Regions from separate parts of the Homo sapiens genome. Here region 2 is linked to region 1. Evidence: chromatin loops called from intact Hi-C (ENCODE). Cell type or tissue: psoas muscle. All regions are shown on one strand. Each heading gives the region's core, and the rest is flanking DNA. Links, peaks and the distances in the headings are about the cores only. Region 1 overlaps ARID1B (AT-rich interaction domain 1B). Region 2 overlaps ARID1B (AT-rich interaction domain 1B).

Region 1 (15,843 bases), core at 4,401-12,400:
ACCACCTCTATAACTGCTACTTCTATATTTGTGAAACTCTGGCGTTTGTCAAAAACCGTTTTAAGCACCAGTAGTCAGCTAAGGGGGCTGAGTGGATCCCTGTGTTGAAGCTGCAGAGGGCAGCCGTCCATTCTAGCACTTGGAGCTTTGCTTTCCAACCACCCAATCTAACCCCAACATACTCAAGATATTTTTAAAGCCCTGTGAAGGGGAAAACACTGAAAAACAATTTGCCAATTTGTAAGTTTTTGTGTCTTAAAAAAATAATAATAAGTGCATAAAGCTGACACAGTACTGTTTCACAATTACGCAGTTGACCAGATTTTAAAAGCACTAGCCCTAGAGTTGAGGTTGAGAATGCCACAAAATGCCCAGCTAGTAATTTTCCCAGAGGTAATGAAATACAAAAGAATAAAGTTGGAGCTAAAGTCTTCTTGAAGATTCCCTACAAGGAAGAATTGCCAGACTCCAAGGATTTTCGCTTACTCGAAGAAAGTCATAAATGACTAGCCTGGCCAGCAAACACACAGATGTAAGTTTTACTACAATATTATTGTTTTACAAGAATGAATATATACATTAAATTCTCTTTCTGTTGAATTCTCTTGTATGGTTTTAGGCTCAAAAAAGTCTAGTTCCCTTACTAACAGGAGCATGACACGGCTGCCTCTTTCAACAGACCCTGCTCCCCACTCCCAAAGGTGGATGAATGGTCAGAAGGGTGTGGAGTCCAACAAGGGCTGGTGTCAAGATCCCTGCCCCCACTGCTCACCGGCCTGCTGCCCACAACCACTCTCAGCAACCAAAGTGCACAGGAGCCACGGCAGCCCGACCTTCTTCCCACGACCAACCATGGGGGGCAGGATGGGAAATCAAGCCAGCCTCAGTGTCCCCACCACCCCTGCTAGCCTTTTGCTGGAGGTGGACCTATGATGGAGTTCCATGTTACTCCTTAGGAGCACAGCTCCAATTTTATAACGTATTCAAAGTCAGTAAGTTCGAGAAAAATAAAGCACATAAATTCACTCACAAACTGTTATCATCCTAACTATTAAGCTATTAGTGGCATGCATGTTCTGTAAAATTTAGACCATCACTAGTCTCATCAATTAATCTTGAGCCCTCATCTTTAAACCCAAGGATCAGCAATCTTCTTCCCAGAAAAACAAGCTAAATTACAAATGTCACTCACACACCTATCCCTCAAAACAAAGAAAAACACATGTATAAAAAAACACTCTCTTCACAATTCAACTCTTTCCTGACTAAATGGGTTTCCACCCTGGTACACGTTTTATGCTTATAAAATAATTATTTTTAAAAATTATTGTGAAATAAAAATGGGTTCAATAAGCTACTTCTTTGGACAGAGTAACAAAGTAGTTAAGCAAGTTACAGCAAAAACAGATAATTATTCAATCATTTATGTGGCATGACACCTAATTTAGGCCTTTGATAATTTTCCCAAACATGAAACCACTTTTTTAGCACTATATTAAAAACTCATATTTTGGACTCATTATTCACTATTTTCAAAAGAGTATATATTCCTTTATAAAGTATTTCCTTTTACAATATAATAAAAGAAAAATAATATTCCTTTCTTAAGAAATGAAGTGTTGGCCAGGTGCGGTGGCTCACACCTGTAATCCCAACACTTTGGAAGGCTGAGGCGGGCGGATCACGAGGTCAGGAGATTGAGACCATCCTGGCTAATACAGTGAAACCCCATCTCTACTAAAAACACAAAAAATTAGTTGGGCGTGGTGGCGGGCGCCTGTAGTCCCAGCTACTCAGGAGGCTGAGGCAGAAGAATGGCGTAAACCCAGGAGGTGGAGCTTGCAGTGAGCCGAGATGGCACCACTGCACTCCAGCCTGGATGACAGAGCGAGACTCCATTTCAAAAAAAAAAGAAAAAGAAAGAAAATAAATGAAGTGTTTTACTTTAATAATTAGGTAATCCCAATTTTTCCCCTTTACTTTGCTAGTCAGGAATGTAGCCTTAAATTTAATCATTATTCATCAGTAACTGCATTATCATGGTTTGTTTGCTTCTCTCTTTTTCAAACTTTTTTAAGAATTTGTAATCCGCTTGGAGCAGTCTTTGTTTATACAAACGTTTTACTGTAAGTCAGCTCAAATCCTTTCTGGAAGCACAAGGGTTATAAATTCTATATAAAAACATCATAGGATATGAAACATTCTGTCACACCAGGACTCTTTCAGTTAAAAGTGGCCACTGGTATATTTAAAAATAACCATTTATTTATAATTTTCAGGGATACATGTTGAAAGAATACCTCATCCAAGCTATTTTTAAACACTTTTATAAAGAAATTAATTCTTAAATTTTGATCATTAAGTTATAGAGTATCTGGGTAATACTTTATATTAAAATACCAGAGTATTTTAAAAAATTCATTAGGGAGGCTAAAATTGCATCAATTATATTATACTTCATACATTTTTATTGTTTTAATGAGAAATTAGGTTTGTAGGTAAATTCAAAGGTAAAACTGGTAACAGTAAGTATGATTTAAGAAGGGATATGACAGGACAGTCAATAAAAATGTTGGGGAAAAGTAAAGTGCATTAATCTATTTGCAACGGTAAAGTCATAGTCATTTCCTCTATAACTTCCCCAGTTACCTTTACAGCAGTTACCACTAGATCTTATGAATAGTTTAAACTTCAATAAATAAGACTCGGAAAGAGCAGCGCTAAAAAACCAGGACAACTTTCAGGTTGTTACCCCCCCGCAAAATACCACCTGGCCCACAACAACATATTCATTTAATGTCATCTAATCAACTGCGATGGAAGAAGGCAGAATTGAAAAAGGTATATTTCCTATATTAACGTAATTATTTAGGCATGTCCCTTTCTCTTACATCCCCATATATATACACAAACCTATATAATATTTTAAATAAAGTTTCAACATTAAGTATTTGACTTAAAAGTGCATTTAGTGATACTACCTGATTCACCATCTTTGGTCTTCCACTAAAGACCTGTGTTATCCTTCATGGCTGGTTGCTCCTATTACGGTTATATGGTGTTTGTACCAAAACTCTGAAAACTCTTTGAGCAATGTAAGGAGTTTGCCTAAAGCAGATTTGCTGCAAACCAAGTAGATCTGTACCTATGCCTTTGCTTTTGCCTTCTTTTAGGTGATCTTGCTACTCACTAGTAATACCATGAGCTGAAATGAGCAAGGGAGGGTGAACCCCAATCACTGCAGCCACTATGCTACCAACCGACTCTGAGGATAAAGCTGGGGTGCAGATTAGTCTAACACTAGTCACTAACATCACATTTCCGAATTATCAACATATTTTAATTGTCCAAACTATACACCTATAATTATTCCTAAGGAGTTAGAAATAATTCACAAGTTAGAAATAATTCACTTGTTAGGAATAATTAATTAAAATGTATTAAAACCTAGAGGATTTCACCCCTTCATCTTCACTCGTCCCCATAGTTTAGTTTTTGGTAGCTCAACAAACCAAAAATGGCAGCGTAATACTGGGGAAATTCTTAAAAACACAAGGTTTATTAATGTAGTTTTCTCTTCTTTATGTTCTTCTGTGCAGGGTAAAACTGATAAAATATAAAAAATATAAAACTGAGGAACATGAAATAAAATGGATGCAGAAGAACCTCAGTGGCATTTACACCAACATTCTCTGCATCCAAAGAGTACTGCAGCATTGGGGTTCAGCAATGAAGTCACAGGCTAGGAGTCCTGGGGATCTGATTTAGACAAGAGTCAGCCGCCTGTTCCAGTTCCTTGCTCATAGGAAAGGAATGCTGAATCTCAGGGAAGTGTGGTGCACCGGCAGCCCTGACAGGCCCTGGAAGCCAAATATCATTTCACAAAAGGAGGAGGGCAAAGAAAAGGCAAGAAATTGACATTCAGTGGACACTTGTGAATGTGGCAGGCACTGCCAAAGTGGTTTATGAACCTTAGATCTCATGTATGTGCAAAGTACTCTAGGTGGAGTATCCCGGCTGAAAAGCTCAATTAGGTGTGAAATGTTCTTTGTCAAACAACAACGTGCATATTTAGATATATATATCTGATACCCCTAAAACAGGCCAGAATTATATGAAAGATGTTTTTATCCCTATAAAACATAGAAAATGCCAATTAAGTCAGCAAAAAAAGTAGTAAAAATAATAAAATCCTCATGAAGCCACTCAAGAAAGCCAGCATAAACATTACTCTTCTACACCAGGTGTTCACAAAAGGGTTGGGAGACTTGGAAGGCAGTGTTCTCTTCCTCTGAAATCACCAGCACTGATAAGACGTGACTCAATGCCACCTGAATGTCTTGTATAAAAAGCTCTGACCACAGTTGTGTCATAGCCATTGCTGCTCTTAAACTTTCAAATAGTCAAGACTTCCACAAGATGGCAAAACACTTCTGTGAAATTATATGTGCTGAAAGTATGAATTCTGCAACTATAGGTACGTGGTTCTCTGAAGATAAAATGAAAAAAGATGTTAAAGTATTTTCAGTAACCAGTATCCCAAAAGTAGATATTTTCTGTTGAGGATTTCTTTTCTTATTCCTGAATGTGTTATGGGAAAGAACAGACATTAATAAGCCAGTGAAATAATTTGATTTTTTATTTATTTTTCTTTACATCTAATATAAAATCTTAGACATTAGACACAATAAATGATTACTAAACATAACTGAATTTTTCTGCATCATTGAGATGTGGAAAAGACAAGATACTGTGTCTTAATTGAGGATGTCAACATTTAGGCATGCTGGCTAAAGAAAGGCATAAATGCAGCAACTATGGGGCTGGGCACTGTGGCTCACATCTGCAATTCCAGCACTTGGGCGGGCGGCAGAGGTGGGAGGACCACATGAGGCCAGGAGTTCAACACCAGCCTGGCAACAGAGTGAGACACCCTCCACCCCCACCACCCACTGCCCCCCCATCTCTATAAGAAATTTAAAAATTAGCCAGGCGTGGTGGCACACGCCTATAGTTCCAGCTACTCGAGAGGCTGAGGTGGGAGGCTGAGTCTAGGCGTTCAAGGCTATGATCATGCCCTTGCACTCCAGCGTAGGTGACAGAGCAAGACTCTGTCTCAAAAACATATTAAATAGAAATAAATAAATAAATGCAGCAACTATGAAAAGCAAACACATTTGGGGAAATTTGACCACATTTGTATTTATTCAAGAATACCCCTAACTTTAATCAAAATTAGCAAAATAGTTTTTTTATTTAAAAGGAGAGACTGTTTTAGCTTTGAAAAAGCTCACAGGACACCATGGTGGCACCATGCTCAGGAGCAGGTGCCTGAAGGAGCTGCTGTCATGACTGGAACAAGCTCCAGACAGACCACTATTCCACCACTGTTCAGCTGTCCTGCCATTCTGGAGTCTCTGTTTTCGTAGCTGGAAATTACAGCTCAAAAATAATCCAAATCAAATTAAATATATAAAAATACATGCATGTTAAGAAATCATTAATTTTAATTTTTCTTGTTTCATTAATTGCCCTTGGCAACTGTAATATGTTTCATCTTTAGCTTATACAAAAAGAATTTTTTAAACAAATTAAGCCAAAAGTTTTTCCCTTCATCCCTAAAGCAAAACCTTTGCTCTTTTCTTTGTCATTTCCTGGAGTAAAATGACAGGCCTTTTTAAAAATGAAGAAAAAATAGGGGGAGGGGCTTGATTTTTTTTTTTTTTTTAAATTAGCCCTTCAGAGTTCAGAGTAATCTTTCTAAAGTCCCATTTCCTCTGCTAGGATCCAAATGTACAAGAAACTCCTGGTGCTCAACGTGGTAACCCATTTCTACAAAATAAAAGGGGATATCTTTCAAAATAGCATGTTAAAGCAAGGTTCCCTGCACCATCGCCCCATACTCACACGCCCTACATCTGCAAAAAAGAAAAAAACAAGTAAAGGCATTAAATTTGTAGACTATGCCATACATACCTATATCCCCAAAAAGTTTCAGAGAAGGAGGAATTAATAATGAGACAAATTAAACTAAGAAATATTCCTCCAAAATGAACTAAAGTAAGAATGTAGCCCAAATCATTCAAAAGTATATATCAAACAAAGAAATACAAAGTAACTTGTCTTTACCCAAGGAAAGGAACCTATTTGGATAGAAATTTACTGCACTATCCTAAAAGCAAAGAAAATAAGACTAGCCTGAGTCCCAACTGAACTACAGAGTTTCAATTTTTATCTTGGGACTGTGCTCTTGCCCTAGTCCCAGTTACAGTTAGAGACACTCTGGGATGATGTGTGGAGTTGTTTATACACAGTCTGCTACAATACCCTTCAAATCATCTCCAAAAATTTAAATGAAATGCAAAGTTATAGCCAATGCCATCAATATTTCAACATCAATTCTAATTTATGACAATGTTTTACTTCTATAAAGAACTATATAAGAAATAAGGCTTTAGTAGCAAAGATGAGTGAGTTGCTTCCTTTTAGATGTTACAGGATTTGAGCAGTTATTCAGGACTTGCTTTACTCTCATAAAAATCTCTGGGCATTCCTTTCTCTTCCCACCACCGTTTCCCTGTGTTTGTCAGCAACGCCACCAACACATCCTGGTCACACAGATTAAAAACCTCAAAAGCATCTATCCTCCTTCCCTCCCTCCCTCCCTCTATTCCAACAATTTTCTTCCTCTGCACTCCCACTGCCACCACAATTTCACAGCATCGCTGAGCTAACACTCTCAAGTTGTGTCCCTGCTCCAGGGTCATGACAGCATTTCGAAAATGAAGTTTTGCATATGTTAAAAGGGCGTTACAATGCGCTTAGTAACCTGAAAGCTCTAGACTTTCGAAATACTATAGAAGAATGGAGTGGGCTTTAGGCAGGCACATAGATGTCAGGAAGCCCTGTCTTTAAAATTCACACACCTCTATCTTGGACACTCACTAATGGGCATATTTATTTATTTATTTATTATTTATTTTTTATTTTTTGAGATGGAGTCTCACTCTGTCGCCCAGACTGGAGTGCAATGGCACAATCTCGGCTCACGGCAACCTCCACCTCCCAGGTTCAAGCAATTCTCTTGCCTCAGCCTCCCGAGCAGCTGGGATAACAGGCGTGCACTGCCATGCCCGGCGAACATTTTTTTTTTTTTTTTTCGTATTTTTAGTAGAGACGGGGTTTCACCATGTTGGCCAGGCTGGTCTTGAACTCCTGACCTCAAGTGGTCTGCCCGCCTTGGCCTCCTGAAGTGCTGGGATTAAAGGCATGAGCCACCACGCCTGGCCCATTATTCTTCTTTTACTAGCAGTTTCTAGTGTCCATTAACTAATATTTTCACCTTTGTCGTTGTTGAGACAGGGTCTTGCTCTGTTGCCCAGGCTGGAGTACAGTGACGTGATCACTGCTCACTGCAGCCTCCATCTCTCAGGCTCAAGCCATCCTCCCACATCGGCCTCACAAAGTAGTTCAGACCACAGGCATGCCCTACCACACCCAGGTAATTTTTGTATTTTTAGTGAAGATGGGGTTTCACCATGTTGGCCAGGCCGGTCTCAAGCTCCTAGGCTCAAGAAATCTGCCCACTCATGGCTTTCCAAAGTGCTGGGCCACCATGCCCAGACACTATTTTCATTTATATACAACCAGACTTTCAAAAATAGTGTCCAATGAATGAAGTGTCATATTACCATTCTAAAGCCAAACTTTTTCCGGGTACAGCATAATTCCAAAAGACCAACTACACATTTTCCCCAGGTGTGGACTGACTCACTGCACAGCTCAACCACCCATGCCCATGGGGAAAAGAAAGACTCAGGGAGATCCCTACCTACGCAAGTCAGGAAATTCTAAAAACAGGAAAGAATCTGCAGGCACAGGTGCCAGGAGGCCGCAGCACACTCGGTGGTCCCCAGGCTCACTGTGGCCTGCTTTAGAGAGGACATCTGCCTGAGGAGCGGACATGGCTTCTGCCACTGCCTCAGTGCATACCATTTTGTGCTCTGACAGAAAGAGCAGTGAGAAAACAAGTAAAAATGAGAACTGTAACACACCACTCTACCCAGATCAAAACCAGTGAGCTCTAAACACTCACAAAAAAAAAAAAAAAAAAAAAAAAAAAAAAAAAAAGCCGGATGCGGGGGCTCACACCGGTCATCCCAGTACTTTGGGTGGCAGAGGCGGGCGGATCACAAGGTCAGGAGATCAAGACCATCCTGGCTAACATGGTGAAACCCCGTCTCTACTAAAAAAAAAAAAAAATATACAAAAAAATTAGCCCGACTTGGTGGCAAGTGCCTGTAGTCCCAGCTACTCGGGAGGCTGAGGCAGGAGAATGGCAGGAACCTGGGAGGCAGAGGTTGCAGTGAGCCGAGATCGAGCCACTACACTCCAGCCTGGGCGACACAGCGAGACTCCGTCTCAAAAAAAAAAAAAAAGGAAAAGAAAAAGAAGAAGAAGAAGAAAAAGCTTGCAGGGGATGCAGGAGGCATTCTCCAGGAAAACAGCTTGGGTTTCATTAAAGACGAACAGTGGTTTTTCATGTCTCTGGGTTGCTACTACTTCCATTCATGTCAATCTCGGTTTAAAAAGCATAGTGTGTTTATGAATGACTTTTTAGTATAACAAATGTAAACCTGAGGTTTGGAGGTGAAGGGAGGCCTCAGATACATGCCCTTAGGGCCTTCCTTCCCCCACCAAGAAATGAAAAGCAACTGCCACATGATCAACTTGGTTCAGAAAACCATCCGGTTGGCATTAGCCTTTGCATTACAAAGATTTCGGCGTCCTGCAGCTTTTTCATTTATTTGGTTGGCTGGTTGGTTGTTCTGCCTCCCCCTTCCCTTTCCCATGAAGTTTTTTCCTTTTCCCTAGACTTCCCTATATGCAACGACATCACGGCTCCCAAACTGATCATACAGGAGAGGAAGGAGGACCTCTGGAATCTCTAGGATGAACAAGAAGAGGGAGACCACAGGAAGGTCTGCGGCTCTCCAATGGCCTGCATAGTAAGATTATATACTCAGTAAGGCAACCCCAAATCCCTCAATAAGTTCAAGTGTCCCTGCTACAAAAGCAAATGGCATCGGAGAATGGAAGAGAGGCCACCAAGCAGCACACAGGAGCCGTTTCTGAAGATTTCAATGTACCCGCACTTTACTCACTCCACTGACTTTTTCCCAAATGCAAAGGGCCCGTTTTTATCAGTGCTTTTTCTCATACACTAACAAAGATGGCTTTTAATGTAAAATTTTGGAGCTAGAAGGTGCTAGAGTTTCCTAAATCTAACTTACTCATTTTTCAAAGAAACAGAAGCTCTGAGAAATGACGTGTATTGCTCAAGGCCAGAACCTTAGCTGAGAGTCTGCCCTGTTGGCATTCAGTGTGGCGATTAGAATAGGTCTCCCAGCCAAAACATATTATTTTATAAAAACAGTAAAGCAATTGTTTCTTCCATACAAGTCATTATAAGCTGTTTATTTTCATTTTTGTGAGGAGGAAAAAAGGCAAGTAATATAAACTACTTTCAAATCACAATTTTTACAATGACCCGATGGTAAATAAAATTGTAGTTAAATATTTATTTCATTTCAGTCTAATAATCAGGTTAAATCAAGAGCTCTAAAAAATTAGCTATTAGTAAGTGAGTGCTAAAAATGATATACGTAATTTTAGAATATTCTCACATGCAATGAACACGTACCATATGCACAGATGCATGCATACAGACAGCAACAAATACAAACCTGTGCACTGAAAAATGTAAATGGTATCTCAATCACGAACCAAGTAGAAAGATGTGCACACCATGATCTAAAATTGGGTACAATTTCGGTCCTGTGGAAAGAGACAATCGTACCAACATGCTTTTTTTTTTTTTTTAAAGAATGCATTATGAAGAAAAGTAGTTGAGAAAGCTTAGTCACTTTTTTGTGGCTTACAGCTTTTTTCTCCTCTTTTATTCCAGGCTTAAACAAAGTTCAGTGGGGCATCAAAATGCCTGTTTTAAATTACAGTCTATATTTTAAAATAGAATGCACGCACGGCATGTTCCTGAAGCTAGGGGGTGGGAGTGTTATTCACGGAAAATTGAAGGCTTGTTGAGTCAATAATCTTCTTTCACACAGTAACAATTTTCCGCTAAAATTTCTTGACCCAAACAAAGGAAAACAAGACCATTCAGTTATTTTACAACAATTTAGAGAAGGCAAAAGAAAAAGATGAGAAAACAAGAGAGACACCTCTAAAATCCTACATTGTGAGGGAAGAATGGGAAATTTTGGCTCAGGTAGAACCTTCTCTACATGTATTTATTTCCTCTCCTAAACTGACAGTTAACATTAAAAATTGTTACTTCCAGTCCCAAAGAAACATAAAAGCAAATAACCAGTCTACAAATGCTACTATGAGCTCCTGCTGGTTATATATCCCTTGTTATATAAAACAGATGTGTGCCTTCAGAGTTACCTGCGAAGTGAAAATCTGTAAATTAAAAGCTATTTCCCACCTAACTTGGATAATATAAAGTAGAATGCATTCAACGCCTCACACTGGCCATTGCCTGCAGGAGCTGGAGGCAGCAGATCCCAATGCCCAGGAGAAGCAATAGGAGGAGGAGGATGGGTGGGTGAAGATGGTGGCATCTAGCCCAACATGGCAGGCACTGCCATGCCAAAACCAGAAGTGCAGGCTAGGGTGAGAAGAGGGACCTCAGAACATTAGAGTCATGTGTTTTTTTTTTTTTCTTTTTAGCATAAAAAATAAAAAGTTACACTTGCAGGAGCTGCAGTCCTGCCCTGGCCTCTGCACCATTGTGGAGCTCCTTGTAAGCTCTGCTCTAGGTGGCTCTAGACTCCCTGAGACCCACTCTGGCTCCCCCTTCTGCTGGCCTGAGGCCCATGGGGTCCACGCTGCCTCTGTGGCCCAGGCATCCAGACCACAGAAGAGCTCCGTGGCCTCACAGAGGTCACTGGAAGAGCTGCAAGCTGGTCAAAGCCTGCCCATCCCTCACTTGTTATGGCAAAATTTGTATGCTGACTTTTCTATTAGCCAGGAATATCTGCATTTATCATCTCTTACTTAATGAGCCTCATTTATCAACTATAGATCATCCTTATCCTTCTATTATCAAAACCAATATCCTGCAAATCAGTTATGCTTCAGCCTCTCTTAATCTCCAATTTTGTCTAGTGTCTATTTTTTTATAGTACTCCTTCATACTCCTTCATTAATTTTTTAGGAACTAATTGACACTCCTATAAAATGGGTTGAAATTCATTTCCCCCATATTTTAAATGGAAATCTTCAGAATACTATATGAAAAAGTTTTCAGGGGCATGCTTAGTTGAAATGTATTTTAAAAAATTAAACAAATTCTTAAAATTAAAACATTACCACTAAGCAAATATCTCAGCTATGACGAATTCAGAATTTTATTTTAACGGGAACTGAGTATGTCAACTTAGAAACACTTTGCACACAAACATCTGAATTATTTAAAAGCAAACTATAGTTCTTTCTCAATATTAATTTATTCAGACTTTCCATTATATTTAGCCTGTTTTTTCCTGGAAGAATTCCAAACTGTTAAGGTTTTATTGAATTTTCATTTACAGAACAAATATTTAAATGGAAGATTGTTTTGAAAGAAGGAGACAGACATACCTTCCTGCTTCCTACCTTGTTCAAGTTCAAGCATTATCCTCTATTTTCAAAATGACTATCAATATCATGAAAATATCCTAGGGAATAAAATCACAGGATATCACATCCTAAAGAAATAATCCATTTTGGAAAATAAACATCTGTCAGAGTCACTATCATATTTTCTAAATTCAGGTTTTCCAGCAAGGTCCTGAAATGCTCTTAATCTTAATCCAAAAATAACTGATATCTCCAGATAGAACAGACCAGTGATGAAAATTATGTTCAAGAACTTGATGAATCCTAAGAAGCTGAAGTATTGCATGTTCCCTTTAAAACTTCCCCAAGACATCAAAATGCATCTGTACCTTTGGTTTTGAAACGATGCAGATGATAAGGTATGCCTGTAGCTGTTCTGGGGGACAGGGCACCATCCTTCAGAGAACCTCCTCTTCCTCCCTGGCACAGGAGGCTTCCATTTTATAAAGTATTTTCTCTGAAACTCTAAAACTCAACATAGCCTAATAACATTTTGAGAATACTGATAATAAACAGCTTAAGTCTTCAGCAACACACAGGCATCATCCATGCCTGAACACTGAGATAAGCCTGATGACAGATATGGGTTTTCCTTCATTAACTTATAATTTTTTTAATGTTCATAAGGATTTGAGAAGGATCAATCAACGGAAGACAGCTCCACTCTTAACCTTTTAATGACAACCATTTAAATCAACCTCAAATAAAAAGGTTTCAAAATACTTCATTCAATAGCCATACACCTAATTCTTACCTGGTAGATTTTAACTTTTGCCAAAACCTGCCAGCTCACAGGTTCAGATGGTCTTAGCAATTTACATTTCTAGCTGGGTTGGACTGAGAACTAGCAAAAAGCTGAACCCAGTTAAAAAGCTTTTCCCGGTAGTTTCCAATCATTCACAGTATTATCAAATCTACATGCTTAGAACATCCATATGAATGTCAGCAATATTCAAACATGCTTCCAAAACACATGACCTTTTGCCACTAACCAACGTAAGTGTCATTAAAGATTAAGAAACAAAAACCAACACAAACAGAGTATTCTTCTTGAATTAAAGGCAGAACGCTGCATGCTCTGCGGCTAATAGCCAAGCCCCAAGAATATTCTTGGTAATAAAAGTTTTCCAACCATTCTCTTTCAGGCTTCCAATATCCTGTTTAACACCCTCTATTTCAAAGAACGACCAGCATTTACTACCTCCTTCCTTTCACAAAGAGCCAAAAAACATATGTTTTATCTAAAGCCCAATATTTCCGTCTAATTGCAAACTCAACAAAAGTGCCATAAGCACTATTCAACACATTCAGGGATTTTTAGTTAACTCAGAAAGATCAAACCGTTTTCATGCCAACCTCTTTAGATATTTCCTATTTAAGGAAGAAAGGGTCACAAAGAGGTTTTTAATGACCTGATGAGCCTTCTAGAACAGCCAATATTTATAGAAATATTTCACAAAGTCCTAACAAAGCAGTCCATTTTCAAACGCTCTTAGAGTATGACTGCCAAACTGATTGTATTCCAAACTGATTGTATTCTATATCTTAGGTAAACAGAATAATGAACCTCCTATCTGAAATACAAAGCTAGCAGCATGCCTCTCTGAAGAATAAAACAAATTAGTTATTTTTAAACTGAGGAATATTAACAACTCTTCAGATCCCTGGAGGGAAAAGCACTATAAGAAAGTGCTTATATAGTGTTTTATAAGAAAATAAAACTTTTTCCTTTTTCATGTTTACTTCCCTTTATACATGTTTACGAATATTTTATTAACTACCCATCTGTAATATAATTACTGAACTTATGATTACCATTTCTGTCAATTAATTTTTTATAAGTAAAAAAGATGTATTACTAAGAACAGAATGCTTTTAGGGTATTTTTAGCTTAATTATCCAAAGTGTCCACTTCTTTTCCTAAAGCTATGGTTACCAAAGTAAATCCAAATGTCACTTGGTAAAATAGAATCATTTTAAGAATAACACCCACCTGGCGATGCAGACATCCACCCATTTAATCACTCAGCAGCACCAGCACAGAGAGCACAGGTGCCCCGAGAGCCATTCAATGCCACCTAACAGATCCCTTAGCAATTAAAAGAAAATTCTGAAAATGAGGAAATAATTTATTTTAAAATAATTTTTATAGAAATTTTTGAGGAAAATATTTACTGAATAGGACATAATAAATACCATGAAAAGCTTCTAGTGAAATAGGGGAGCGAAGACAATGTTCAGGATAACTATAATAAAAGGATAAATAATAAATGCCACAAGAGGTGAAAATTTAACAGAACACTCAACAAAAAGTGTATTAAATCATATTTGAGGGCTATCTTGGAATATAAATTGAGGGATATCCAATGTTTATGAAACAAGAAAATAAGTAACTGACAGCATCTTTTAGACATTCCACTGTGTCTTTAGCTTAAATGCTAGGTTTATTTCATACCAATATTAGAGGTCGTGAAAGCTAAATGTGCTCAAATTTTAAGTGATAATAGTCTAAGAAAGAGAGCTCTTCAATGTTAAGATTTATCAATAACAGTAATACCAAGGATGTATAAACTAATACAACTAAACAGGGAAATGCTGTACGACTAAGAGGTATAGAAATAAGTGGACGATATTAAGGAGGATTTGTTCAGTGCTTAGGTCTGAGTCCACTAAGCAAAAAGTAAATATGACTGGTCATGGCTCCAAGATAACGAGAGAACAAGTTATTAATTTATCAATCATTTGCCTTCTGCAGATGATGTGAAGGTCTATCTAAGTTAGCTGGAAAACATAACTGCATTGCCTACTGAAGGTCATCAAGAATTTAATGGCATGCAAATATAGAAAAACAGGTTCACACAACAGTGAGGACAACTTGCTGAGGGATCAAAGTATAGATGTAGCATAAAGATATTGGAAATGCCTTGATTTCTTATAATGCAAAGTTGTTACATTGTAACAAACATGCTAAAGAAAAATCTACTTAGGATACAGGTAGAAAATATCACATGCAGAAACATTACAAACCTATCTGTAAGCAAAAAGACTAAGAAATTACTACTTGAGAGGCATTCTTGTCATCGTCATTACATAAAATGAACAGAATAATTACACATTAGAATCACTATGTTGCATTTCATAAATGGTACAGATAACACAATATACTTAATTCCAAATTACAAAACTACAGGTTTCAAATATCATGGATTGACTGTAGGTGAAAAGACAAAATTTATATCCCTGACACCTGAAAAGGAAAACCATAGCACAACAGTAAATCTACAAAGGATCCAACAGCAAATTCAGATGTGATAACAAATACAGCTTCATGGGCTCTCCAGAATCAACCCAGCCAAGTTAGAGGACTACAGTATCTAATAAAAGTAACATTGTAAAATACAGACTATTAGAGCCGTAACAGAGTATCAACAAATCATTCCCTGAAACCACAATGACCTTAGCTGTGTGCAACTTATTATAAGTATCCACATAAATTAAAATATTTGTAAGCCCCATACAGAAAGTTTTTACACATGCAAAGCCCTCGTGGAAAAAAAAAAAAGTGGTGCAATAAATTTCATTTAACTACAGCCAAATTTCATCCTAACAGATTGGGGGTTTTAGGTGTAGCAGGTTATCTTACAGTTTGTCCTTTATTCAGTAACTGAATCTTCTACATACTTAACATAAAACCTGGAAACTCTGCTCTCTAAAGATTATTGAAATGTGTTTGAAGTACTATTGAGTCAACCAGCATCTTATTTATCTGTGAGTTACAAAAACGGAAAGAAAATACCAATTGGGGTATTTCATTAAAAAAAAAACTTACATTATGGACAACTTTAAATACTTTTGGGAAGTAGGCAAGATAAAGGTTAAGGAAGATAGCTGTTATACATACATAACAAGACAGAAATAGAACAATTCAGAAAACATTTAAACAGTTGATGACTATATTCGTTCATCTCCTAAATGCCTTCATCCACTCTTCCAGCAATCAACTTAAAAGCTCCTATCCCAGACCAAACTCTTCAGTCAGTTATCTGAAACTACAATACTTCATGCCATCCCTAATAACACTGTAGAGTTAGCTGAATGTCAACCATCCAATCCAACACAGATCCATGGCAAAAGGCACGCACTAGTGAGTGATGCTGAAGT
Region 2 (15,843 bases), core at 4,017-12,016, 140 kb after region 1:
CTTTTTTTTTTTTTTTTATAACATACCACATGAAAGTGGAGCTTGATAAAATAATCTCAACTGTTGAGGATCTGTAGGAAAAGTCGAGCTTGTCCCATCAAGGGAGATGGGGGCTGCGGGCCTGGTCTTTTGGGAGGAGATACTGAAAGGTGGAAGGGGTGTAAGGAAACTTACATTTTCAAAAGAAGGCATGAGTTAGAAAGGATTGAGAAACAAAGATTTAGATGAAAGAGGAAACACATTACCTCAGAGGCCATGCCCATTCATTTATTTGTTCATTCAACATTGTTTAAACTGAAAAAATATTAATGTACAAGGCACTATGAAAAAGATAAGCAGAGGTATAAGAAGGTCCTTGACTTTAAGAAACAGAAGAAACAAAAGATGTATACAAATAATACACTGCAAAAATAAGCTTATAAATACTATAGGACAGAGGCTTATAAATGCCACTGTCCTATGAGTTCAGGGGAGAGTAACCACTTCTTTCTTGAAGAAATGGAAGGATTCATGGGGAATTCTTCATTTAAGGTAGATAATAATTAAAAAAAGAAATCAGCCTGGGCAACATAGCAAAACCAAAAAATACAAAAATTAGCCAGGTGTGGTGGCACATGCCTGTAGTCCCAGCTACTCATGAGGCTGAGGACAGAGGATCACTTGAGCCTGGGAGGTTGAGGCTGCAATGAGCTGTGATCATGCCACCACACACCAGCCTGAGCGACAAAGGAAGACCCTGTTTCAAATAAGAGAGAGAGAGAGATGCAGAAATATCAAGGCACAAATACAGCAACAACAGACAACATTTAATGAGCACCTCCTGTGCCCTCGGCACACTATAGGTGATTTACACACAGCACAACCAATGCGAACAAAAATCCTGCAAAGTAGTTAATGTTGCCAACCACTATTTTAGTTGAAGGAAATCATCTCCTAGAGTAGGTAATTTGCCCAAGGTCATATTATAATATAAGGGTCATGATGCTTTTTGGGGAAGGCATCTATATATATACCCCAACTGATATCCCTTGAGATAAGCAGAATGTAACTAGAAGACTTTCTTAGCCTGCTACAGAATGAATTGTGTCCCCCACCAAAATTCCTACATCAAAACCCTAATGTCCAATGTGATTGTATTTGGGACTAGCGTCTATGAAGAGGTAATGAAGGTTAAAAGAGGCCATGAGCATGGGTTCTAATCTGACAGGACTGCTGTCCTTATAAGAAGAGAGACCAGGCTTCTGGTACAGGCATGCACAGGCTCTTGCATCCTCTCTCTCCCCCTGCACATGCTCAGAAAGACCATGTGGGCACACAGAGAGGTGGCAGCTACCTAAAAGCCCAGGGAAGAGGCCTCAGAATGAAAACTACCTTGCCAGCACCTTGATCTCGGACTGCCAGCCTCCAGAACTGAGAGGGAGAAATTCTGTCTGGCATTTTGTCATGGCAGCATAAACAGACCAACAGAAACCACTGCTATTTTTATGAATTATAACACACAACCTGTAGTTGGCAGAATTCTAAAATAAATCCATGGGATTTATGCCCCTCGTATCCACACTTCTGTGTAATCCTCTCCTCTTGAGTACGGGTAAGACCTGTGACTGGCATCTAACTAAGAAAATATAGCAAAGGAAGAGACTTTGCCGATATAATTAAAGCCCCTCCTTAATCACATGACATTAAGTTAAAACAGTGGCCTGGATGGGCTTGACATAATCTGGTGAGCCCTTTAAAAGAGGGTCCAGGCCTTCCCAGAAGTTACAGATTCTCTCTCTGCTGGTGGCATTGAAGAAGCAGGCAGATATGAATTCTACAGCCACCAGGAAATAAATTCTGCCAACAGTCTGAGGCGGCCTTCCCCAGTCAAGCCTCTAGATGAGAATGCAGCCCGGCTGACACCTGGATTACAGCCTCTACGACCCCAAGCAGAGTATGGCAGCTAAGCCATGCCTGGACTCCTAACCTCCAGAAACTGACATAATCGATGTGTGTTCTTTTAAGCCACTCAATGTGTTATGCAGCAACAGCAAACTAATCCACAAGCTAATACAAATAATACACATTTCATATAGCTCTTCCTCACTCTTGCCCCTCCCACATAAGACCTGCTGCTGTGCAAAATATTGGTGTTGGTGCTCTCACATTCTCCAGAAGCCTGAAGACACACGATTCCAGAAGTTATTGGGGGCTGATTCCTCATCTTTCAGGCCTTGACTCAAGGATCACCTTCTATATCAAGTTTGTCTTGAAACCACCAGGCAAAATGAAAATGATCAAGAGATCAGAGACCCCTGAGGAAACCTGTGTTCTAAAATTTAGAAGGTTTGGTTGCCATTGTCTGTTTATGTGTCTTCTGGACACCAGAGGCTGTGAAATAGCAAGAGAGTTTACAAACCAAAGGAGAACACCCCTCTCGCTTTACAAGGAAGACAGAATGAGAGCAGGAATCCAACGCAGCTCCAGGAGCTGAGGCAAGTTCCTCAACCTCCCAGGCCTCAATCCCCTCATCTATAAAGCAGGCAGGCTGGCAGGTGGATCTTTGGTAAATGGCAGCTGTTACCATTTACACTTTTATAACCAGAACCTACCACAACGTATATCTGTAGATGGAATCAGTATGACAAAATATTCTTGAGAGGTCACCCTAAATTCTAACTCAAAAAATTGCAGAAATGCTAGCAATAATACCAATATAGGACAATGTGTACAAAATAGTGAACTGAAAATAAGTAGTTTAAACTGTGACTATTTAATAGTACATGTGTATAAGCTGACAAGGAACAGAAATGATTTTCAATAGTTATTTTTCCCCTTCCTATATTTCACATGTAAAGCAGCAGAGGTCACACATGGGGCCTGCTGCACCTGACAGTCTTCACCTCCCTCCTGAATCTGATTCCTCAGCCACATGCTGTGCTGATTTCCCAGATGATTGCTTAAATCCTCAAGTTCAGAGCTGCATCTTTTTGTCCTCTGCATGCCACCTGACCACATGACAAACTGTGCCCACCTCCACAGAGCTGACTTTACCTAGCCTACCATGCTAAGCCCATGTCAGAACCAAGGCCCGCTCCACTTTCTGGTGGCCCTCAGCCACCAGACTTGAGAAGGCTACTTTTGAATCATTTTTGAACGAACCAAGGGAAAGGGAGTCCTTTTTTTTTTTTTTTTTTTTTCTTTGAAAAAGGCAAATCTTCACATGCTCTTGACAATGGTGGTGGTACAGGAGCCTCAGGTCTGCCCACTTATCTCAAACCTACATCTAACCCAGTAATTCTATGTAATGCAATTGATTCAGCAGTACCATTTTACAATTCTGACTGGGTTTCTCTAAAATCCTGTTTATTAAGTTGCTTCCTTTAAGCATGCATAATTACTAAGTTGCTTCCAACTAAATCAGATATCATATGGAAAGATTACACTGCAACAGTGGAAGAGCACTCCAGGGATTATGTTTCATCAAGATCTCAAAATTCAAATAGGCGAGAATTTTACAACTGTAAAATGTCTTCTTAAAAAGAAAGCTTAATTTATACACAGGATGCTGGATCCGTAAAATGTCAATATCCCATTATAACATCCTGTGTACAAAATGACCACATCTCTCACATAGCACATGAAGCTAAGGCCAGCAGACTCAATGTGGCTCTCACGTGCTAACTTCCTCTTAATCAGGAGGTCAGTCATGGTAAGACACTGCTCAGCAGTGCACAGAGCTGAAACAGACTGAGCCTTTATGTGCCTGCTTGAAAGTACAGAGTAAGTAACGTAAAGTAGGCCAAAAAAAAGACACCTGATACTTTATAAAATTAGGTTATTGATGTTTTACTTTTAAAAGATTAATAGCAAATCAACAAATCAAATTACTAAAATGAATAAAAACCTCCAAAAAGAAACTTCAGTGATTTGCTAAGCCATGTGACTTTGATTAACTTTAATTAGAGTCACACAGATAAAACAAACTCGTGTGTACAAATCTTAAGACATTTCTCCCAAAGCACAATGAAATACAAATCCTTAACACTGTTTTTAATCAAGGATTTTAGTGCCTCTAAAAACATTCGTTAAAAGAAGTTTCTCTCCTTTCATCAAGTAAAAATAAGAGCATTGATATTTTAAAACCAAATGAACAAATAAAGAATGTGCACAACTAATGAATAAATCCTTATTAAACAATACAGATAATGTTTTTATTTTCAATTTTCATAGTGGCATGTAGATTAGAAAAAGACTTCTTTATAGAGAGTTAGTACACTTATATATATTCAATTTTAGCTGAGACTGAAAACAAAACAGGTAAAAAAGAGAATGAAAGAAAAAAGTATGATTGCAAGGAAATCTGTGGTATGAGGACTGTAAGAGAATTACAAGCATTGACTTTAGTAACAGGGCTGCTCTGGTTCACGGTCAATGTAGGCTGGAGCCCACACTCACAAGAGCACCACGTGATAGGCTGCCAAGAACACAATGAAGGCTCCCTTTTTTCAAGAGAGATTATTTACAAAGTCATAGCCTACATTTGACTAGAATACCTATTGAGTACCATACCAAAAAAAGAATGAGAACTCTGAAGTATTTTAAGATCTACATTATACCACTACATGTTCTCCTTTCTGTTTTCCCTGTTCTTATTTCTAAAGCTAACAAGACAGAATGCAAATAACTTCGGGAAAAATAAAATAAAATCCAGCTGATGTCTTCCAAATAGGAAACGCTCTCATCTCTCAATTACTTTTGAAATTTCAATTACTAAATCCAATTACTTTGAAATATCTACCTCTGCTTCTGCTTTGGGATACAATAGGGTTAAAGCCTCAACAGTAACACGGCTTAACAATGAAGAGGTTGTATTTTTATAGCACACTCATGGTAAGATGTTATGGACAGCGCTCAATGACACGGGAGTCTAGGACTGCATCTGAGGCTGTCAGAAAAGGAAGTCACGCAGGACTCAGACCCAAAGACCCTATCCTGATCCTTCCGGGCAAATCCTGCCAACTGCCTCAAAAGAGGGTGACATTCTAAAATGATTCCACAGTCCACAGCAAAAAAAATGATATTGTGTTTTTTCACTGTTCAGTGACTGCTTAGACAACTGAGAACCTCTCTTGCTCACACAACAAATTACCCAAAGCAAAAAGTCGAACCACTGTGGTGTGATCCAAGGAACTTTCTGTAAGGAAAAGGTCAGAGAACACGTACAATATCATCTTATATACAGATGTTTATATTTATATAATTGTCTATGTTCACATGCAGTATTTTAAAATCAACTAAAAGACACATTTAACTTAAGAGCATATACTTCTGGGAAGGGGAAGCAGTAAATGAGAGTTTAAATATTCAACATACACGTTTTTGCCAGCGTTTGAATCTTTTAATAATCAAACTATACTAATGCACTACATGTCTGTAACTCTCTTTTTCAAAAAAAAAAAAACCTTAAGAAAAAACCTCAAAACTCTAGTGGGGGGAAATTAAAGAACTGACAGAGCTCCTAGAACATGAAGAAACTCAACTAGATGGCGGGCAGTAAAAACCAAAACACAACAGAGAACCCTGAGCTTGGTTTCTGACATGCAAGCTTCTTGCTTAAGGCGTTTCCGACACCACGTGATCCGCTGGCTCCCTTCACCCTGGGCTCTTCCACTCCATAGATCTGAACTTTCTCCCAGCTTCCTGTTAGCTGAGATGCTAGAGAATAAAGAGTTGTGCAAACAAAGATGCTTCACTGGGTGGGGCGTGGGGGGGTGCACAATACTTGGACGGAACTGGAAATGGAAAAACGCACGCTGTCCAGGGGTTGGCAAGCTGCGGTCCTCCAGACAAATCTGGTCCACCGCTTGGTTTTTGTAGGACCCATAAGCTAAGAATATGTTTTACATTTTTAAATGGTTGGGGGAAAGAAATCAAAAGAATATTTTAAGACATGTAAAATTACATGAAATTCAATTTCAGCATCCATAGCTTTTCTGGCACGCAGCCTCCTCCCACGTTCATTTACGGATTGTCTATGGACACTTCAGCACTGCCTCAGCGGAGCTGAGTAGTTGAAACAAACATCATCTGGCCCAGAAAACCTGAATTATTTACTATGTGGCCCTTCGTAGGAAAAGTTTGCTGACCCCCTGATCCAAACGTGTCTCTAAGCTAAAGAATCACTGTAACACACCACAGCAACAGTGTGAGGTGCAAAAGCTCAGATTTGGGTCACAAAACCTGGTTTGAAATAAAGTCGTGTCCTTAGCCAAGTCACTGTGCTTCTGCTTCAGCACACACGAAACAGGGATATTAACCAAACCTCGCAAGATTACTGTGAGGACTAGATAAGAAAAGCACTTTGGAAATTATTAAATCATCTGTAAAGTAGTATTATTAAGCAAAACCAAACAATCCCCATTTAAACTCTGGTTGAAAATATGATACAGTAAAGTCTGTGAAATGTATTTTTGTGAAATGTGTTTTTAGAAGAAAGGACACGTAGAGAGCAGGAACACCTCCAAACCAGCTCTAAGGAGGTTCTGAAAGCCAGAGGTAGAACCTGTTCTTCAACTCAGTGGCACGGTAAGGCATGGGGTCCCAACTTGAGAAACTAAAAGAACCTTCCAAAGACCATAAGCCTTTGCTTTTTTTATTTAAAAACCTTTAAAAGTTTGTTGAATGTGCTGAACGTGAGTTTATCACTTATTGAGGACCTGGGCAACGCACCCTTCCAGCAATTCACTTAATCCCCATTTTATGGACAAGAAAACAGAACCTCAACAAGGTTTATGGTTATGATTTTGGGACCCACCATTAAACCTAATTTAGTGAATGTGACACAGAAAAAGTGGCCAATACGGAAATTAGAAATGAGCTTTCTAACTGGAGTGAGGGGGAACTCACATTACAGGGTTTCAAAGCTGAAAAATGTGGCTGGGCACAGTGGCTCACACCTGTAATCCCAACACATCAGGAGGCCAAGGCAGGAGGATCACTTGAGGCCAGGACTCTGAGACCAGTTTAGGCAACACAGCGAGACTCCATCTCCACAAAAAAATTTAAAAATTAGCTGGTTGTGGCAGTGCGCATCTGTGATTCCAGCTACTTAGGAGGCTGAGATGGGAGGATCACCTAAGCCCAGGAGTTACACGCTGCAGTGAGTTACAATGGTGCCACTGCACTCCACTGTCTCTAAAAAAAAATAAAATTAAATAAATAATTAAAAAGTTGCAAAGTATATGTAATTCTTTTTCCTATTTTTTCTTCCGTGTATGGAAAGGAAAGAAAATAAAAGCAAAGGTGACATTTGGATAGAAAAAAAATTTTCTTGTAGGCCCTCTGAGAGCAGAGAGAGCATACTCCTATAGGCAAACCAATAGCTGCCCTTCCTTGGTGAAGTGTAAACCTGCTAGGTTTCCTCAAGAATAGTAATGGTAACAATAAAAGCTGACACTCGGACAACATCCTATATGCTTTAAACATGCGACCTCATTTAATCCTCAAAATAACCCCAGAACTTAGATATTATCATTATTCCCATTTTACAAAAAATGAGTGGCAGAACTGGGGATTCAAACAGACCACTTTACTCTCGGGCCTATCCTGTCTCATTCCCTCACTACACATCCAGCACAGCAGGCTGCAGGTGGAGGCAAAGTGTCTCCACCAGATTTTCCCTAAGATTTAAATCCAATGAGCCAATACTACATCCCTGAAAAACTAGGGCCCAACCCAGAATCTCTAACTTGGCCTACTGAGTAAGCTGAGAGAGGCCTGTTCCTGCCAGAGTAGTATAAGCAAACAAATGCATAGTTATAATTAGCAATTATTAGCTAAACATCCAAGGGTTGGTAAGTGAAGTACTAAAATTTAGTGAGATGTTTACATTTGTTAAACTCTTGTCCTATTTACATGTCACTTTATAAGTACTGGCCATTAGTAATACTGCCTAATCTTTAAATTTTATATTTTAAGGGTGGGTGAAATAGGAACATTAAGACACAAAAAGGGCCAATTTCTTTTTTTTTTTTTTTTTTTTTTGCCAATCAGATCACATCTCTCTTAGTAGTAAAATTCTTCAATGGTTTCTATGACCCCTGGAATAAAATGTAATCTTTTCATGATACGTTGATATGATTAGGCTTGTCCCCACTCAAATCTTATCTGGAATTATAGTTCCCATAATCCCCATGTGTTGTAGGAGGGACTTGGTGGGAGGTGATTGAATCATGGGGATGGCTTCCTCCAGGCTGTTCTCGTGATTGTGTTAGTTCTCACGAAATCTGATGGTTTTATAAGGGGCTTCCCCCTTCGCTGGGCACTCATTCTCTCCCCTGCCACCCTGTGAAGAGGTGCCTTCTACCATGATTCTAAGTTTCCTGAGGCCTCCCCAGCCATGCAGAACTATGAGTCAACTAAACCTCTTTCCTTTATAAATTACCCAGTCTCAGGTATATCTTGATAGCAGTGTAAGAACAAACTAATACAGTAAATAAAGCTCTCTTTATGATCTGGCCCCTAATTATCAATGTAATCCAAAATTGAGGGGTGTTTTTTTTTTTGCTTTTTTTTTGAGACGGAGTCTTGCTCTGTCACCCAGGCTGGTGTGCAGTGGTGCAATCTCAGTTCACTGCAACCTCCGCTTCCAGGTTCAAGTGATTCTCCTGCCTCATCCTCCCAAGAAGCTGGAACTACAGGCGTGCACCACCACACCCAGCTAATTTTTGTATTTTCTGGTAGAGATGGGGTTTCACCATGTTGTCCAGGCTAGTCTCGAACTCCTGACCTCAACTGATCAGCCAGTCTCAGCCTCCCAAAGTGCTGGGATTACAGGAGTGAGCCACCATGCCCAGCCTTGAGGGGTGTTCTTTAGAAACATTCTCCATCATACCAGGCAATTCAACGTTACAACTACTATTACCTCTGCCACTAACATTTAATGAACACTTATTTCACATTGGATGTAAAGCTATATGCTTTACACACCTCAACTAATTTAGCTCTCTTAGCAACCACGTAAATTACGTTTCATCATCCCTATTTTGCAGATGAGGAAAACAAGGCTAAGTGTTTCCTAAACATGATGAAAAATGGCCAATTGTTTTAATATGTATTGGAAAAAAAGGTAATAACAGACACCCAGGAAAAATCTTACAGGAAAGCCCACCCAAGACAGGATGTGGAATGGGACACTTACAACTAACCCACTCAATGTGGGCAGCTGTGGAGGGGCAGGAAGAACTAGATCAAAAAAGGAATTTAAAAAAAAAAAAAAGAGAAAAAGATAAAATGAAAGCAAGAAAAAAACACACCATGAAAACAAAAATAAAGCATTCACTTGAAGAGAAAGGAGGGAAAAATCATAAATGCAAAACGAAGGCAAAGGTAAGTCTAGGTAAGTTTAAGACAGGTAAGTACAGAGGGAGGAAGATGGTGGATGGATAAAGATTTATAGATAGACACACAGCTTAGAGAACACTGAAACGAAAGGAAAGGAAAGGAAAATATTTTGGTTCTCTCTTAAAAAGGTAAGTAACAGCAACTACAATCTTTGCAAGATCCATTATTCTTCTATACTGAAAAATCACAGGAAATGTACATACATTTCTATTATACAACATTATAAATGTGGACTGAATTTCATAAATAAAATGTTGGCTCTTAAATCTTCATTGAAAAGGCTTAATAAATGTACAAGACCACATGCACGAAAATTCCATCATCTCTGCATACTAGAGTCAATCTGATAAAAAGAAAACATCGTTGCTTGGAAGTTGTATAATCAATTTCCTATACTCTTTACATATACCTATCGCTATAGCAGTAATTTAAAAAAAAACAAAATAGGTTGGGAGGACAGAAAAAAAATGTTTATACTCACACATACACCCATCAGAAATAAAAACTACATGGAAACATGCAAAAGTATAATCAGCTGCATTAGCATAAGGATCACGCTTTAATTGTTTTTCATATTTGTAGTTATAATAAAACTGTGAAACATATTGTGTACATACACAAATAACACACAGCTACATACTCATAAACACATATGTACACATATATTCATCCACCTCTTTGCTTATGAGATGCTAAAAATACTTAGAAATATAAACAATAACCCTCAACTTATACTTAGCCACAAAAAAACAATGCCAATACATAATCTTTCTCCTTATTTAAAAGCTTTGCACTCTGTATGGCACATCTGTTTTGGCCATTCAATGACCTACATTAGAAATCAAAGCCCCAGGGGCTAGGAGAGCTGTAGCCATCTAATAGGTGGGGATCTTGAGAAATCCTAACCTAAGAACCTAAATAGAAGCTTCAAAAAGAAAAGTGAAGGAACAGTCAAAAATTTGAAGTCCTCCTTATTAAACCTCTGGACATTCCTTAAATTAACATTTGATATTTTAAAACTAAAAAGTATATGATTTAAATATTTTATTATTTTTCAGGTTAAGCATTATTATTCAAACTACTAAATCCTAAAAAGAAGGGTAAAATATTCCAAGTAGAATGAAACACAATGAATGAATACGAAAGAATATGAACATAAATAACTAACATCCTTTACATATCATCAAGCTTTCAGAGACACTAAAAAATGTATTTTTGCTTCATCTAATGATGATGTGAAATAAAATGTTTGCAAACAGGAAGTTTATTTCTTCTAATCCATAGCCTACAGGACTTCCTAATTATTCCTCATAGCAACACTATAATCTAACACTTTCAGAAGGGCTGTGATTTTTCTGACATAGATGGAGGTCTCCTCGTGAAGACAAGCTGTGAAAAATTGGGTAGGAGAGAAGGAGAAAGGTGCCGTTTACACATTTATCTGCTTGGCTCACACCTTCGATAGAACAGCACCAACCAGTTAAACATTCAGTACTGCAATAATTTTGTCTCCATGCTTTTGACAATTTGTTTCACGCCTCATTTGCTATGAAGAGTTAAAACATTTTAGTCAATTTCGAGAAAGCAATTCGATTTTTTTTCCACACCAAAATGCACAATCCATTTCAACTACCAGGCCACAGGTTAAAGTTCAAACTGCAACACAGACAGAAATCAAGGACTTTCCTTCAAACATCGTGGAAGAAAAAAAACACTAACTAAACTTACATTTATTTTCAGTGGATATAAAACAAAGTGAAGTAAAACAGCCTTCCACATGTTTGGTTCCAAACAGCCTTTTCTCTACTACTAAAAAAAAAGCAAAAACACAGACCCCACCCTGCTCTTACCATCCTTAGACAATATGGCAGAACCTGGATAGATGCTTCAAGCAGAGGAAAAAATCTTTCCTTGTTTATAATGTGGTTTTAATGGTTTTTCATTATTTTTAAAGTTTAGATAACTGCAATACATTTGTACTATCAAAGATAGTTTCAAAAACAATGATGAGGCCGGGTGCGGTGGCTCACACCTGTAATCCCAGCACTTTGGGAGGGCGAGGTGGGTGATCATGAAGTCAGGAGTTTCAAGACCAGCCCAGCCAAGATGATGAAACCCCGTCCCTACTAAAAATACAAAAAATTACCCAGACCTGGTGGCGGGCACCTATAATCCTAGCTACTCAGAAGGCTGAGGCAGAGAATTGCTTGAAACCGGGAGGCAGAGGTTGCAGTGAGCCGAGATTGCACCACTGCACTCCAGAGTGGGCAACAGAGCGAGACTCCGCCTCAAAAAAAAAAAAAAAAAAAAAAGATTATTCAAGATCCTACCCTACTGACAGCCATCCAAAATTCAAGTAGCTCACATTCTACACTTGCTAAGAGCCAGGCACAGTACTAGTAGGTTTAAATTGTTATAAATACTACAAGATGCAACTCAAGAGTCTCTAGAACACTGTCCCAGAGAGCTTTCTACAGTGATGAGAATGTTCTAGATCTATTTTGCAACTTATGACAGACAGCTACTGACAACAGATTGTGCTGCTGAGCACATACAATGTGGCTAATGCCACTGCAGACATTAACTAATTTCATTTAATTAATTTTTTTTTTAAGAGACACGGTCTTTCTCTATCTCCCAGGCCAGAGTGCAGTGGCTCACTACAACCTCGAACTCCTGAGCTCAGGTGATCCTCCACCTCAGCCTCCCAGGTAGCTGGGACTACAGGCACACACCACCATGCCTGGCTAATTTTTTAATTTTTTGTAGAGACGGGGTCTTACTATGTTGCCCAAGCTGGTCTCAAACTCCTGGGCTCAAGTGATGCTCCCGCCTCAGCCTCCCAAAATGCTGGAATTACAGGTATGAGCCACCATGCCCAGCCTAATTTTAATTTATTTTATTTGCTTTTTTTTCTTTTGAGATGGAGTATTGCTCTGTCACCCAGGTTGAAGTGCGGTGGTACAATCTCAGGTCACTGCAACCTTCACCTCCAGGGTTCAAGAGGTTCTCCTCATTCAACCTCCCAAATAGCTGGGATTACAGGTGCCTGCCACCAAGCCTGGCTAATTTTTGCATTTTTAGTAGAGACGAGGTTTTACCATGTTGGTCAGGCTGGTCTTGAACTCCTGACCTTAGATGATCCACCCGCCTCGGCCTCCCAAAGTGTTGGATTACAGGGGTGACCCACCACACCCAACCTAATTTTAATTAATTTTAATTTAAATAGCCACACAAAGCTGATGGCTGCCATACTGAACAGAGCCATTTCAGAGTATACTTTTAATGCTGAAAAGGTTTTATGTTGGAAAAAGGTTCTTCAGACACATGAAATGCATCCTGATTCTGAGTTTTCTCTTTAGGAAAGGGGAATTGTAATGAAAACTAACCAAGTACAAAGATCCCCTTTCACATTCTCATCAAAAGAAGAAATACGCTTCAGTTCAAATCTGCTTTGTAACTGGTGGGACAGGAGGGATGTGTATAATAAAAGTGTTTTCCATGGCAGGGGTGGGGGTGAGGGTTCCGGGTGGGCACCTTAGAGCCATGTCACCTAGGACCCCGAAAACAAGAAAACTCATTTCACCTGCTGGCTGGGAGTCTTATTACTGCGCAGCTTCTTCAATGATTCTGTTTCACAGGTCTCTCTAACCAAATGGTATCCTCTTGGAGGGAAAGGAAGATCTTTCATCAGCTTTTCCAGTATCTTCATAGAATATCAAATGATTTGAGGCCGGGTGTGGTGGCTCATGCCTGTAATCCTCACACTTTGGGAGTCTGAGGCGGGCAGATCACTTGAGGTCACGAGTTCGAGACCAGCCTTGCCAACATGGTGAAACCCCATCTGTACTAAAAAATACAAATATTACCCAGGCATGGTGGTGCACATCTGTAATCCCAGCTACAAGGGAGGCTGAGGCAGGAGAATCGCTTGAACCTGGGAAGCTGAGGATGCAGTGAGGAGATAGCACCACTGCACTCCAGCCTGTGCAACAGAGCAAGACTCCGTGTCCAAATATATATATATCAACTGATGTGAATGCGCAAGCAAGCAATAAAAAAAATCTATCATAACGCCACCTTTCACAATGTAAATTCAGACCACTTGTCCAACTCTACTCATTCCAGTCCCTCCTGAGAGGCAATACAGCATATATGAAAAGGCAATGGGGTCAGAATGCCTGAGTGCAAACTGCAGCTGTGCCACTCGCTAGATGTGTGCCTCAAATGAGTACAGTAATAGAACCTACCTCACAGAAAATGCATATAGAGTTCTTAGCACAGTGCTTGGCACCTAGAAATTATTTGATGAATTATTTTATATTATTAATTATTCAATACTTAGTATTTCACTACAACAGCAAAACAATTGATTTCCCTTTGAGGTTCCACATATCATGAGGGAATCTGACCTACAGTCTGTAATACTTGAGACTTGAGATGGGACATGTACACGAGTTGAAATTTAAAGAGTGGTTTTTTTATAAATATATGGTAGGAAATACACACCTGTGCAGCATTAGCCATTTTAACATCAGAGAATAACCTATACACACAGAGAGAAAACTATTTCACAACTGCCAAGTTTTTTAGTATCCAATCCTGAATGACAGCTCTCAAACATAAGGTTTCAGAGGGGGTAAAGAGAAAATGTACAATTAACAACATTTACTCATGCTGACCATGCTTTAACCCAAGATTTTCGCCACACAAGTGGCAATGACCAAAACTAACTCCCCAAATGCAATAATCTCTATGAAGTTTCTCCAGACACTCAGAGATGCCTCCACCAAGCCAGCTGACTCACTACATCAAGGTGACAATCCAGTTTACCAAAGAGATCAAAGGCATCCAAAATATACTGGTAGTTCAATATATTACAAAACTAATCTTCTGGAAATATTTGTAAATAATCTTCCCCTCAGTCTACAAAGGTAGTGAAATATTCTCCACCCTCAACAAGGAGCGAGGGCAGCACAGGCTTTGGAGTTCATCTGCCTCAGGGCTGACTCCTGGTACCATCATGTAACATGGCCTTGGCCAAAGCGCATGCACCCTTCGTTGTACGTTACCTTAGAATCTGTGAAATGCAGAGGGGAAAGCCTGTCACCTAGGAGTGCTAAGGGAACTCTATCACCACCACCAGCATAATCTGAGCCCCACCGCATGCCAGGCACGACCCCAGGCACTGGGCCACAAAGAGCCAGGCGTGCTCCCGCCTTCCCCTGAGCAGCTCCAGGCCCACCGGAGAGGAGGAAGGATGGGTGGACATGCAGGGGCCCCAGGAGGGAGCGACCAGCACAGCACCCAGCAGAGAAAGCAGAGCGGCAGGCGCAGGCGCTCCACCCTCTTCCAGCAAAAGAACAACACATCAAACACCCCGCTCCTCTTCCAGCTGTCCAGAGCCTTTTTCTGGCTTCCTATCCATCTCTCGCTCCACCTACTGCAAACTGCCGCCTTCCCGACCACTCCTCTGAAGGTCACCAGTGACGAAATGACCACAATGTCAGCCCCCAGGCTTACTGGGCATTCCTCAGTGCTCACCTCAGTTGTGCATGTCTTCCTGCCCCCTGTGGAACTCTCCTCAGCTTTTCCATCGCCCTTTCTGGCTCTCTGGGTGGCTCCTCTTCATCCCTAAAGGTTGGTGCCCCCTAGAACGCCCAGGCACCTCTCCTCACCAGGCACGTGCTCCGCAGGGCAGTGTCATTGGCCTCTCAGCTGGCACCTCAGGCTGCGGCCCTTGTGCCCGCCTCAACTGCACATCCCTCTTTTCCTTCTGCTCCAGCATCTCCATCGAGCTGTCTGGAAACCATCTCAACCCAACACGTCCAAATCCAAAACCACAGCCTGGCACCAAGTACATGAGATGATCCAAAAGCAGGAACACCTTCAAAAAATCCAGCACTGTATGATTCCTTCCCATAGAGTCAGGTCAAGAACCTTGCGCTTGCAAGGTTCTTCTGTCCAGCCTTGAGGAAATAAAGGTGGCATCGGGGCTGCCACTGGTCATTTCAACCACGGGCAATGGAAATGCTACATTTAACAACTGTCCTATGGCACAAGAGGCTCAGGCCGGGCATCTGAAAGACTGGAGAAATAGCTGCGATAGCTCCTCTCCAAACTGATTTTACTGCATATTCATCTACAGCTCCATTAAAACCAATTTTTGAAAATGTTCCATTATTTTGAATTCCCTTGTACTGCTGTTCATCCCTACAATAAACGGCAGCACCCCCATGTGGGTGGTTGGTCTGCTGTCTCTGGGATTAAATTTCTCTGGAAGGTAAGCCTTATGAAAGTAGGGACTAGGTTTTGTCACTGTGGTATCCCCAGCCCCTAGAACACTCTGCCACACAGCAGGCACTGAATAGATACCCAGCAACTGAGTAGACGGCAGCAGCTATTTGATGAATAAAGGAAGTATATACACAAAGGGGCATGGTATCTGGCAGCTGCTGG

The links. Peaks named below come from ENCODE experiments on the same cell type or tissue, not always from the same donor. Only the 100,000 strongest peaks of a DNase experiment are listed, where the experiment ranks them.
Region 2: it touches region 1 in a loop (2.0-fold over the local background); 6 of 110 quality-filtered maps call a loop at or near these places.

The regions. Positions count from the first base shown.
Region 1 is chr6:156,937,521-156,953,363 of GRCh38, reverse strand. The region is part of intron 4 of ARID1B (AT-rich interaction domain 1B); the gene reads right to left. Among named protein-coding and RNA genes, the nearest start is that of MIR4466, 170 kb to the right of the region's middle. RefSeq lists enhancers at 6,675-7,402, 7,403-8,131, 10,832-11,333 and a silencer at 8,615-8,909. In psoas muscle, for the core only: no CTCF peak of the experiment used is centred there; no DNase peak of the experiment used is centred there; H3K27ac peaks cover 3,340 bases.
Region 2 is chr6:156,797,050-156,812,892 of GRCh38, reverse strand. All of the region lies in intron 1 of ARID1B (AT-rich interaction domain 1B), which reads right to left. Among named protein-coding and RNA genes, the nearest start is that of MIR4466, 25 kb to the right of the region's middle. RefSeq lists a silencer at 3,412-3,612. In psoas muscle, for the core only: no CTCF peak of the experiment used is centred there; no DNase peak of the experiment used is centred there; H3K4me3 peaks cover 521 bases; H3K27ac peaks cover 1,269 bases.